Regions from separate parts of the Mus musculus genome. Here region 1 is linked to region 2. The links are chromatin loops, found by intact Hi-C in ENCODE. Cell type or tissue: left cerebral cortex. All regions are shown on one strand. Each heading gives the region's core, and the rest is flanking DNA. Links, peaks and the distances in the headings are about the cores only.

What was found. Hi-C counts contacts between places; a loop is a spot of excess contacts. Peaks named below come from ENCODE experiments on the same cell type or tissue, not always from the same donor. Only the 100,000 strongest peaks of a DNase experiment are listed, where the experiment ranks them.
Region 1: a loop joins it to region 2, with 4 times the contacts of the local background. A loop is called at or near these places in 1 of 42 quality-filtered maps.

The regions. Positions count from the first base shown.
Region 1 is chr2:179,686,371-179,691,755 of GRCm38, forward strand. The region is part of intron 2 of Cdh4 (cadherin 4); the gene reads left to right. Among named protein-coding and RNA genes, the nearest start is that of Gm36066, 110 kb to the right of the region's middle. In left cerebral cortex, for the core only: no CTCF peak of the experiment used is centred there; DNase peaks (open chromatin) are centred at 2,801 and 3,512.
Region 2 is chr2:179,751,924-179,757,308 of GRCm38, forward strand. The region is part of intron 2 of Cdh4 (cadherin 4); the gene reads left to right. Among named protein-coding and RNA genes, the nearest start is that of Gm36066, 49 kb to the right of the region's middle. In left cerebral cortex, for the core only: no CTCF peak of the experiment used is centred there; a DNase peak (open chromatin) is centred at 3,107.

The sequences.
Region 1 (5,385 bases), core at 308-5,307, 65 kb before region 2:
CAGACCAGACAGGCCTTAGGGAAGCTTGAGCACCGGAGGGGAGCATCTTTCCTGATCCTGAGCACACTCAGAGGTCAAGGTCAGGAGCAGGATTACAATGGGATTCAGGGAAGGAACCAAGCCAGGGGCAGCTCAGCTACCCAGTTTCTGTTGCCAGCCCTATGCTGGTCATTCTACAGTCACCAGCTTGGCCATCCTGTGGTCACTAGTCGTGTCCTCGCTTCCTGAAGCAAGGCAAAGTGTGGGAAGGGCCACAGGGAAGGCGAGGCTGCCTGTCCCTGCTCATAGAAAGGCATAGTTCTGGTCCCTCACAGAGAAAGAGCAGGAGCAGGGCCCCATGTTCAGGACTGGCTCCAGACACAAGTAGCCAATGCTGCCTGCACAGGGGAAACTGAGTCAGCCACTGGCTCTGAAGTGCCCAGATTTCCTGTGTCGTGGCTCCCTCTTTCCATCCCGCTCCCCATGCTGTTATCCCCCTGCCTCTCCCCAGAAGGTCCTGCAACTTGTGCTTTTGTGGAACATGGGCAGGGTTGTGGTGTGAGCACATAGATGCATCCATGTTGACATGACTGTGGACACGTGTGTGTGGTTTCACTGCACAAAAGTACACGTGCATGAATGTGCATGTGGAAGCCAGAGGCATCTTTAACCGTTCTTCACTTGTATGCTCACACGGGGTCACTCCTTGACCTCAGAGCTGGCTGGTTTGGCTAATCCAGCTATCAGATTGCCACAGTGTAACTCTGTCTCTGCCTCAATCTAGCTATCAGATTGCCACTCTGTCTCTGCCCCCTGGAGGCCAGGATTACAGTCAAGTGACATGCTGGGCTTTTATGCGGCTTCTGGGCATTCGAACTCTGGTCCTCAGGCTTGCATGGCCAGCGCTTATCCACTGAGCCACCTCTCCAGCCTCGTTGGTATCTTGTATCCACCTCTCCCCCAAGAACACACTGTCCACGGTGGCTGGCAGTTATTTGGCCTCCTTTATGTGTCTGCCTTTCTCGGGAAAAGCAAAGCAGCCCTTGCACCTCATAAATTTTAACTGCCTCTCGGCTGATGTGCTCCACGTCTGGATCGTTTTATCAAGCTCACTTTGATTGTGAGCCCGAGGGCTGAGCCCTCTTCCCGTTTCATCTCTGAGCAGCTCCAAGCTCACTCTTGGCACGGGGCTCGTAAGAAACCACAAGAAGATAAATACATGCAAACATCTCTAATTGTTTTACTTACAGGCGTCTGACAATGGATCAGAGATGTGTGTGGCATGCCACATCAGAGCCCTGCATGCCATTTCTTCACATGCCTTAATCTGCTCCTTGGGTATTAGCGGTTTGTAAAACACGATTTATTTGCTTAGGATTTTCTTCATAGCTTTAAAACTGTGCATGGCGGAAAGGGAAAATTTAATCTCTGATTCCCCATTAGTTTTTGCTAAGCAGGATTCCTGGGGTTAGCTCTGTTCCACACAAATATTTTGTTGGTGATGATGACAGCTTGGGGTTGAGGAGGGGAGAGAGAGAGAGAGAGAGAGAGAGAGAAGGGAGATGATGACAGACGGACAGACAGACAGACAGACAGACAGACATATTGTACAGGGCACTGGGCTGCATAAGGATGTTGTCATACAAGTATATGCTATGCTTTGAGCACCTTCCCCTATCTCCACAGCCCTGTCTCCACCCTCTGTCACCCTCCTTCCTCCCCCAGATAGTTTTGCTTGTCACATCATGCAAGTATACTTGATTTTATGTGCCTGTATAAAGCCTGAGGTCCATGCATGTAAGAAAACGTGCGATGGTTTTCCTCCTGATCTGGCTTATTTCATTTAATGGTCTCCAGCCCCTCCCTTCCCCTAAAACAACATAGTTTTCTTCATTTTTATGGCTGAATAAAATTCATTGTGTGTAGAAACCACATTTTCTTTATCTGCTTCTCCGAGGCTGGATGCCTAGGTTGGCTTTGTAAGTGCTCTGGGTGGTTCAGTAATGAGCCGCCACATCGAGTACCTGTGATGTGTGCTGGCTTTGTGTCTCTGGAGTAAAGGCCAGGCACAGCATAGTGAGTGGTGTCCTGAGAAACCTCCATACTGACTTCCACCGTGGCTCGACTAGTTGACGTTCCCACAGCAATGTAGAGACTCCCTCTCTCCACTTCTTCTCTAGCATTTGTTAGTATTTGTCTTCTTAACAATTGCCATTGTTTGGCGTTTGGTTGGTTGGGTTAGGGTGGTTTGTTTGTTTGTTTTGGCTTGGTTTGATTTGGTTTATTTTAGTTTGGTTTGGCTTGATTTGGTTTGGTTTGACTTGGCTTGGCTTGGCTTGGTGTGGTTGGCTTGGCTTGGCTTGGCTTGGCTTGGCTTGGCTTGGCTTGGCTTGGCTTGGCTTGGTTTGGTTTGGTTTGGTTTGGTTTGGCTTGATTTGGTTTGGTTGTTTGTTGGTTGGTTTGTCCGTTTTTTTGTTTTTTGTTTTGTTTTGTTTTGTTTTTTGATGCAGGAATTTTTCTTTTTCTTTTTTTTTAATTAAGTATTTTCCTCGTTTACATTTTCAATGCTATCCCAAAGGTCCCCCATACCCACCCCACCCCCATCCCCTACCCACCCACTCCCCCTTTTTGGCCCTGGCGTTCCCCTGTACTGGGGCATATAAAGTTTGCAAGTCCAACGGGCCTCTCTTTGCAGTGATGGCCGACTAGGCCATCTTTTGATATGGTTTGTCCGTTTTGAGATAGAGTCTTACTCTATACTCCAGCTGCCTAAAACTCACCACACAACCCAGATTGGCCTCAAATTCGTGGCTCTCCTCCAACTTCCACCTTCTGTGCTGCTAGGATGAATGTGAGCCACCATGCCTGGCTCCTTTCATGTGTGATAACTTTAAAGACTAAACATTTCTCTTAAGACAAAATCCAAGTCTTCCTTCTGCCTAAAACAAAGGATTTCCAAACACACATGTATACCACACACAGACATATAGAAATATATATACATACACATGCAAAACACATACCACAACACATACAGAACACTCACACCGTAACACAGACCCCACAGCACACACTCATACTTCAACACACATACTACAACACATACACATACCACAGCACACATACATCATAACATATATGTGTATCACACACAGAAACAGACATGCACATACACATACCACACACCACACACCACAAACACACCCATACTACACACACACACACACACCTATACCACACCACACACACACACACACACACACACCTATACCACACCACACACACACACACACACACACACACACACACACACATACATACAGTCCACATTCTGGACTTTAGCACAGGGACATGAGCAGAGCCCCTAACCTAAGCTTCAGGTTGACTAGCACAGGACCTGTAATGGAGCCAACCTCATCTTGCCCACTTCATCTGGCTTTGTTTATAATGTGTAAACTTCCCAGTGTTTTCCCAATGTTTCCCCAGGAGAAAATTTTTTGAGTGAATGTAATATGATGTGACTCATATAATTTAAGAGGTGACAGCCAGAGACAGAGGGAACACCCACAAAGAGCAGTCCAAACTGTCATTCTGTCCTCCAAACCATGTCACAAGATGCTCTGTGCCAAGAAACATGTGGGTGCTGAGACTTCAGGGATGGCCTTAAACAGCACAGTTCCCGGGACCTGCAAGCCAGCCTAGTCAGTCAGTGACCTCTGGGTTCAGTGAGAAACCCTGGCTCAGAACGTACAGTGGGAGGTAATGGGGGAAGACACTTGCCTTCAAGCTCTAGCCTCCACACACGTGTGCACACCTGAGTGTATGCACACCACACACACACACACACACACACACCTGAGGGTATGCACACCACACACACACACACAAACACACCTGAGTGTATGCATACCACACATACACACACACCTGAGTGTATGTACACCACACACACACACAAACACACACACACACACACAAAGATAAGGGTCCAGCCCCCTAGTCACTGGGGAGCAGGCAGCCGTGGACTATCACCAAAAGCAGAAGCATCAAGCTGGAGGCTGCGCTGGTTGGAAGAAGACTGTGGGAGTGGGGTAGCCAGGAGTGTCCCTGTTCCTGAGCAGCAGACACAGGGAAGACAGCGGCCTTCTCCCAGCCCACGGCTCTCTTGCCCTGCCCTTCCCTAACCCTAGACCCTCTGAGCACTGCAATTCTCTTACAAATTTACCAAGCCCCAGAGTGTTTGTATACGTAACCTCAGTCTGTGGATGCTTGTGTGGACATCAGAGTCAGAACCGAGGCGTTTGAAAAGCAGTGTCTGACTGAGCATGAGATGTGCTGCACGTGCCAACACAAACAGTGATTTATAAAGCTAACTCTTTGTCCCCCAACAAAGCCAGCTGACAGAGGAGAGGGCTGGCACAGGCATTGTTTCCGACCTGTCAAGTTGTGGGACACACCACTGTGTCTGCCCTGGGCCTGTCATCTGGTGGAAATGTGTGAAAACCTCAGCCAGCTCTGGTATGTTCACTGGAGGACGCCTGTCGCCTGTCCTTTCCATGGGAATTGTGGGTATTCTACTGACATCAGATGCTGACCAGCATCATATTTTTTTGTCTATGTACGTGTGGTATATATGCATATGTATATGCATGCTCACATGTGTGTATGTGCAAGTGTGCATGCACAGGTATGTATAAGTTCATGGTGGTCTGAAGTTGACATTGGGTGTCTTCCTCAATTGTTCTCGATTGATTGATTGATTGATTGATTGATTGAAACAAAGCCTCCTGCTGAACCCAGGGCTCACAGGTTCTGGTTGGTCTAGCTAACCAGCTTGTTTTGGAGAGCCCCTGTCTCTCCCTCCTGGGGAGATGGGATGGCTGGGATTTCAGGTGGCCACCACACCTGCCTGGCTTTTACACGGATTCTGAGGCTCCTTTGTGCAGCAAGCGGTTTATCCACTGAGCTGCCTCTGCAGCCCTGGCTGGGGTGTGGCAGGGGAAGCTGCGGCAGGAGCTCAGCAGAGCAAGCTGCTAGCCTCTCTCTTTTCAGGACAGCATCTCACCTGCACTCAGTGGATTTGCCACTAGAAGCTTGAGTTCCTACGATAGCAGGAACAGCAGCTTAACCGTCATGCATGCATCCGAGAAGGCCCTGCAAGGAGGGAAGCCTTAGCTCAACGCCCCAGCGTTTCCAAGCTTCTTCTGCATGCAGTAGCAGCAGGCTGTGTCCTTTTTATTATAGAATCACGTTTCATAGCATGGTGTCATAGGCCACTTAACACTCGGAGCCTGTAACTGTGCCACTGCCCTAGCAGCTGGAGCCTTTTGGTGTGACTGAGTCAGGATGTCAAGATGGGGTATCTGAGTGGATATAATGAGATCACGGGGTCTGATAAAAGAGATC
Region 2 (5,385 bases), core at 122-5,121:
GATTCACTGCTAGGCCAAATCTCTCAAAGCCCCTTCACATGGGTTCCTCCCCAGAAACCCCCAAATGCAGAGGTCAACAGCCCAAGGCTCTGGAAGAGAAGGCAGGGGAATCCAACATAGGCTTGAGTATGTGTGAGTAATGCCTGTGTGCTACATAGGTACAGATGTCAGGTGTGTGTATGCGTGTGCATATCTGTGCAAAGGCACAAATCTGAGATGTGCTCAGCCTGAGTCACAGATAACAGGTATTCAATGTATGTTATCTATATACAGGTAGCAGGTGTATATGTATATTTTACAGTTACGGATATTAAGTATAAGTATATGTACACATGTGTACATAGATTTAGATATTTTGGTATATACATAGGTATATGTTCCTGTGTGTATACATAGGTTCAGATGTGGATTTGTGAACATATGTATGGATTCAGATATTAGGTGTATTTATGTGTGTGTGTCTATAGATATAGATACCATACTAGATATAAGAAATCATCTATTATTTATTTGTGTTTGTATGTGTTTGTGCACATATGTGGGGGCGTACACACCTCGGCACACATGCAAAAGCCAAGAAAGGCCTCCTCTATCAGTCTCTCCCATTCCTTTGAGACAGGGTCTCTCCGTGAACCTGGGGCTGTGTTTTCTTGGCTAGGTTAGAAGACAACGCACCTATTGATCCTCTTGTCCCTGGGCTTCAGGCATGTATAGATCACCAGCTTGCTACAACGGTTCTGGAACTCAAACTCCAGTACTCATGTTGCACACAAACACTCTAAATCAATGAGCTATTTTTCCACCCCCTAGGCATATACAAAAAAAAATTAGACTTTATACAGGGAAATTTCTAAACATAAAAGTCTGATGAGGGGCTGGTGAGATGGTTCAGTGGGTAAGAGCACCGACTGCTCTTCCAAAGGTACTGAGTTCAAATCCCAGCAACCACATGGTGGCTCACAACCACCCATAATGAGATCTGATACCCTCTTCTGGTGTGTTTGAAGACAGCTACAGTGAACTTATACTAATAAATAAATCTTTGGCCGGAGCAAGTGGGGTTGGCCAGAGCAAGCAGAGGTCCTAAGTTCAATTCCCAACAATCACATGAAGGCTCACCACCATCTGTACAACTAAAGTGTGTACTCATATACATAAAATAAATAAATCTTTAAAACAAAACAAAAGTCTGATGAGAGGTAAAGGGGTGTGGAGCAGAGTGTGTGTTATATGTGAGAGGTGTGGGGGAGTGTGGGGTGTGAGTGGGTTTGTGGGTGTGAGTGTGAAGGATGTAAGTGGGTGTGGGGGAGTGAGTGTGGAGGGGGTGTGAGTGGTTGGGAGTGGTGAGTGGGTATGTGGGTGTGAGTGGGTATGAGTAGGTGTGAGTGGGTATGCATGAGTGTGGGGGTATGAGTGGATGTGGAGGTGTGAGTGGGTGTGGGGTGTGAGTAGGTGGGTAGTGAGTGGGTATGAATAGTTGTGAGGGTGTGAGTGGATGTGGAGGTGTGAGTGGGTGTGAGTGGGGGAATGAATGGGTATGAGTGGGGGGAGTAGGGAGGAGTGAGTGAGTGTGAATGGTTGTGGAGGTGTGAGTGGGGAGAGTGGGTGTGGAGGTATGAGTGGGTGTGGGGTGTGAATGGATGTGAGTAGGTGTGAGTGGTGTGAGGGTGTGGGTGGGTGTGTGTGTGTGTGTGTGTGTGTGTGTGTGTGTGTGTGTGTGTGTGACTTAGTTTCATGTTTGTTTTTAGCACCTATATTCTTAGATTCAATTAAGGGATTTATCAAAGGAGACTTTACTTTCTTACAGAGACACTGAGGCATCTTCTTTCCATTCTGGCCAGGGTTGTCCTGAAAGGATCTGCCTTAGAGAGACAGACCTGAGCCTAATCTTGCTTCAGGTTAAAGGAGAAAACCCAGAGGAGGAGAAAGCTGAGCATCTGCGCTCTTGTGCATGTGCTACCAGGGATGTGTGAGCCACACTTCTTAATAAGCATTTATCGATCGAGCAGGAAATTTTCTCAGATCTGCATCCGTGTCTGCAAGTCCCCCGGTGCTGTAGGGATGGGGCGGGGCGTGTTTATAAGGACTCTCCACCATCACAGAGCCCATCTGTGTGCTGCATGACTCAATTTGCAGTCACTTATACACATCTCTGCAGCAATTGATCAGAAAAATTGATTTAGATTCTGTTTTAATACCCTATTTTCTACTGGCAGTCAGTGTCTTTTGCAAATGCCAGCTAGGACCTCGTAAATGCCCGTGTGGATTTTGTCAAAAGTTAGCACATTTTTTTTCTGAAAGCCTTTGAGCTAATAGTGTTGGGAGGCTTACTAAAGGAGATTTTTTTTTTCTCTCAATGATCCAATTAAAATGATCCATGAGTTTGAGGCCCCAGGAGGGAGTCTGGCGAAAACACCATTTGGGGTTTGAATGGCTCATTTGGGGGATGTAGAAGTTCTATTAGCCCATCACCTGAGGAACTGCTTATTGCTGAGCCTAGTGACTACCATAGTGGCAGTCACTGTTGTTCCTACCAGATTGTGATGGGATGTTTTGGTCCAAAATTAGCACATGTCCCTAATGGCATGGAAAAGAGAAAGGTTGTCGAAGACACTGGCCTATCCCTGGTCTAACCTTTTACAACATCAAGGTGACTGTGGAGAGGTGGAAAGGTGAAATGGAGAGGTGGGAATAATGAAAGTGTCCCACCTGCCAGCCAACATGGAAGAGAGATGCATCTTAAACATTGCGCTTCTGGTTACCAGACTACGAGGCACTGAGAGCAAGGCAGAGGCCAAGACCCAGGATCTGCGTCAACCCTGGTGCCAGCCCTATGGCCTCATGACAGCATCAGTAATGACATCCCAGGGGGATGAGCCACCGCCCTCTCCAGACAGTCAAGGGACCCCACGAAGCTTCATCCCCTACAGAGGCATCCTTGTTGTCAGTGGGTGACACTCGGGAGACAGCCCTGACAGAAGGAAATGAAATGTCACAAAATCATCCCGACTCTCCAAAGGAAAGCCCGAGTAAGGCCTGCCGTGCCTTCAGAGACCGACAGCCAAATCCTTCATCCCTTCAGCACCCGACATATGGCACGAAGTAGGGTGTGAAAGATAAATCTCTTTGGATAGGTGCAGAAAATCTGTGTGGTGCTCTTACTGCTCGGCTGCATGGGAAGATGAAAACAGCCGTCTCTGAGCACAGAATTTTAATGCCTCAAAGCCCACCCTACAGATTGGCTGTTCTAATGTAGGACTAATGCCTGCTTAGTGGTGAGTGTAGGAGGTGTGGGGAGGCCAGAAAGAGAGAGCCTTGGGCAGCTGTGCCTAACCTTTGACACTGCAATATGCCACAGGCACATACAGGGTATTTGCTCAAAAACAACTTGGCCAAGTTAGAAAAATAAAATAAAATCTTAAAATGCTTTAAGTAAGCTTTCCTGTTGGGTCCCGTTTTAGCCACCATGGTACACATCTGGACAGAGGAAGCCAACCCCAGGAGCATTGACTGGACAGTGACCTGCCTGAATTAGCAGGGCCCTGGAAGACCATCTCCCTCCAGGGCTAGGACTGCCCACGTGAGTCCAGATGCAGGGCTAAGGGAAAAGAGGTTGACAGTCACCAGGCAGGTCCCCTGCTTGGCCTCTCCACCACCTTACTGATTTGCTGGGGCCATGCACAGATCCAACGGGCTCTCAGTCCGACCGACAGGCTCTTGGCTCTGATGGCTCTCAGCTCTCCAACCCTCAGCCAAGATCAGGCTGTTTCTCCTCCTTCCTGAGCCTTGAGTCAGTGCTGGCCCTGAGTTTAGCATGGAGATAAAGAACAAGGCTAAGCACATGGATATGGCTATGCACCCACACCTGCAGAGTCCACTGAGTGCCTTGAGGAAACATAAAGGACACACACATGTGCGTGCACACAAACGGAGACATACACACACATACTCATGCACACACATACACATATACACACGCATACACACACAGAGAGACACACACACACACGCACACAAAGAATAAAACCCCTTTGCACATGAGCATGCTCAGAGACTTGCATGAGAAGAGCCTGGAATCCGCAGCACTCCATAGCTTTTGAGCACCACTGTCCCCAGAATCCTTTAGGTCTCAGTAGATGGTGCAATATGGTAGCACATGCCTTTAATGCCAGCATTTGGGAGGCACGGGCAGGTAGATCTCTGTGAGTTCGAGGCCAGCCTGGTCAACATAGTGAGTTCCAGGAATAAGTAGAGAAACATTGTATCAAAATAAAACAAAAACAAGAAAAGCCAACCCACTATTGCACATACATGTGCACACACATGCACACACATGGACATACATACACCATGAAAAAAGAAAAGCAGTGTCTTGTGGTCACCCAGTCGGTGTTTCTCATAGAATAGGCTCCAAAGACAGGAAGCAGACAACAATGGGTGTCTAGCTCACATAGTAGAAATGATACAACAGGACCCTGGAACTCCTGATCTCTGAGATAAAGCCATGCAGACTCTTGTTTTGGAAAGGAAAACGAGGGCCACCCTCCCTCCCTTCCCCAGCCAGCTCCCCTGAGTGCAGTGTGGGCATGTTCTGATGGCATCGGCAGCCTGGCAGCATGATAGCAATAGAGTTGTGTTGCTTCACGGGGAAGTTGAGCGTGCAACCTTGGTTCAGAACCGCTGATGTGCAAGTGAGGCAAAACCACTGCTTGTAATCACACACGATTTTATTTATCGACACAAATACTACTTGAGCTGCAGCTTCAGAAGTGCTCCACAAATCGAATTATTAGTAGTGCCATCTTCAAAAAAGACACAGGGTTTTTGTGTCTAGGTCATGGTGTTATTTTTTTTCCAAAGTACTTTGAAAGGTTTTTGCAATTAATCTGCCGTTCTATTTGATTGAAACTTCAGAGCTTTTGACCCGGTCACCTTCCTGCAAAGCAGACAGAGCATGGTGTGCCTGACAGTCTGCCTTGGTGAGGTGGGACCTTGCAGAGCTTGAGGGATCATCAAATACTGAGAACACAGCATGGGTGCTGCCAATGGTTAGAGAAGGGATGCTGGGATAGCGGAGTCCATTCTCCTCTGTCTTCCTGGATGTGAGCTCCAACTTTGAGCTGAAGGCCACTTTCTGTGTGGGGATGCTATCGCATTCGATCTCTTGTGCTAGTGTGAAAATGGGCAGCAAACTGTACAGATAGAGTGGCCAGTGACAGCATCCTGAGAAACTGGCGCAGAGCAGATTCCCGTAGAGGAGGACACTGGGTGGCTGGGATTAGGGCTGAATTAGGCTTTGCAACATTGAACAGGCAGGGGAGGACTGATTCCCAAGTGTAGAGAGAAATCTACAGAGTGGTGTTCAATTGCATGTGATCATCTGGT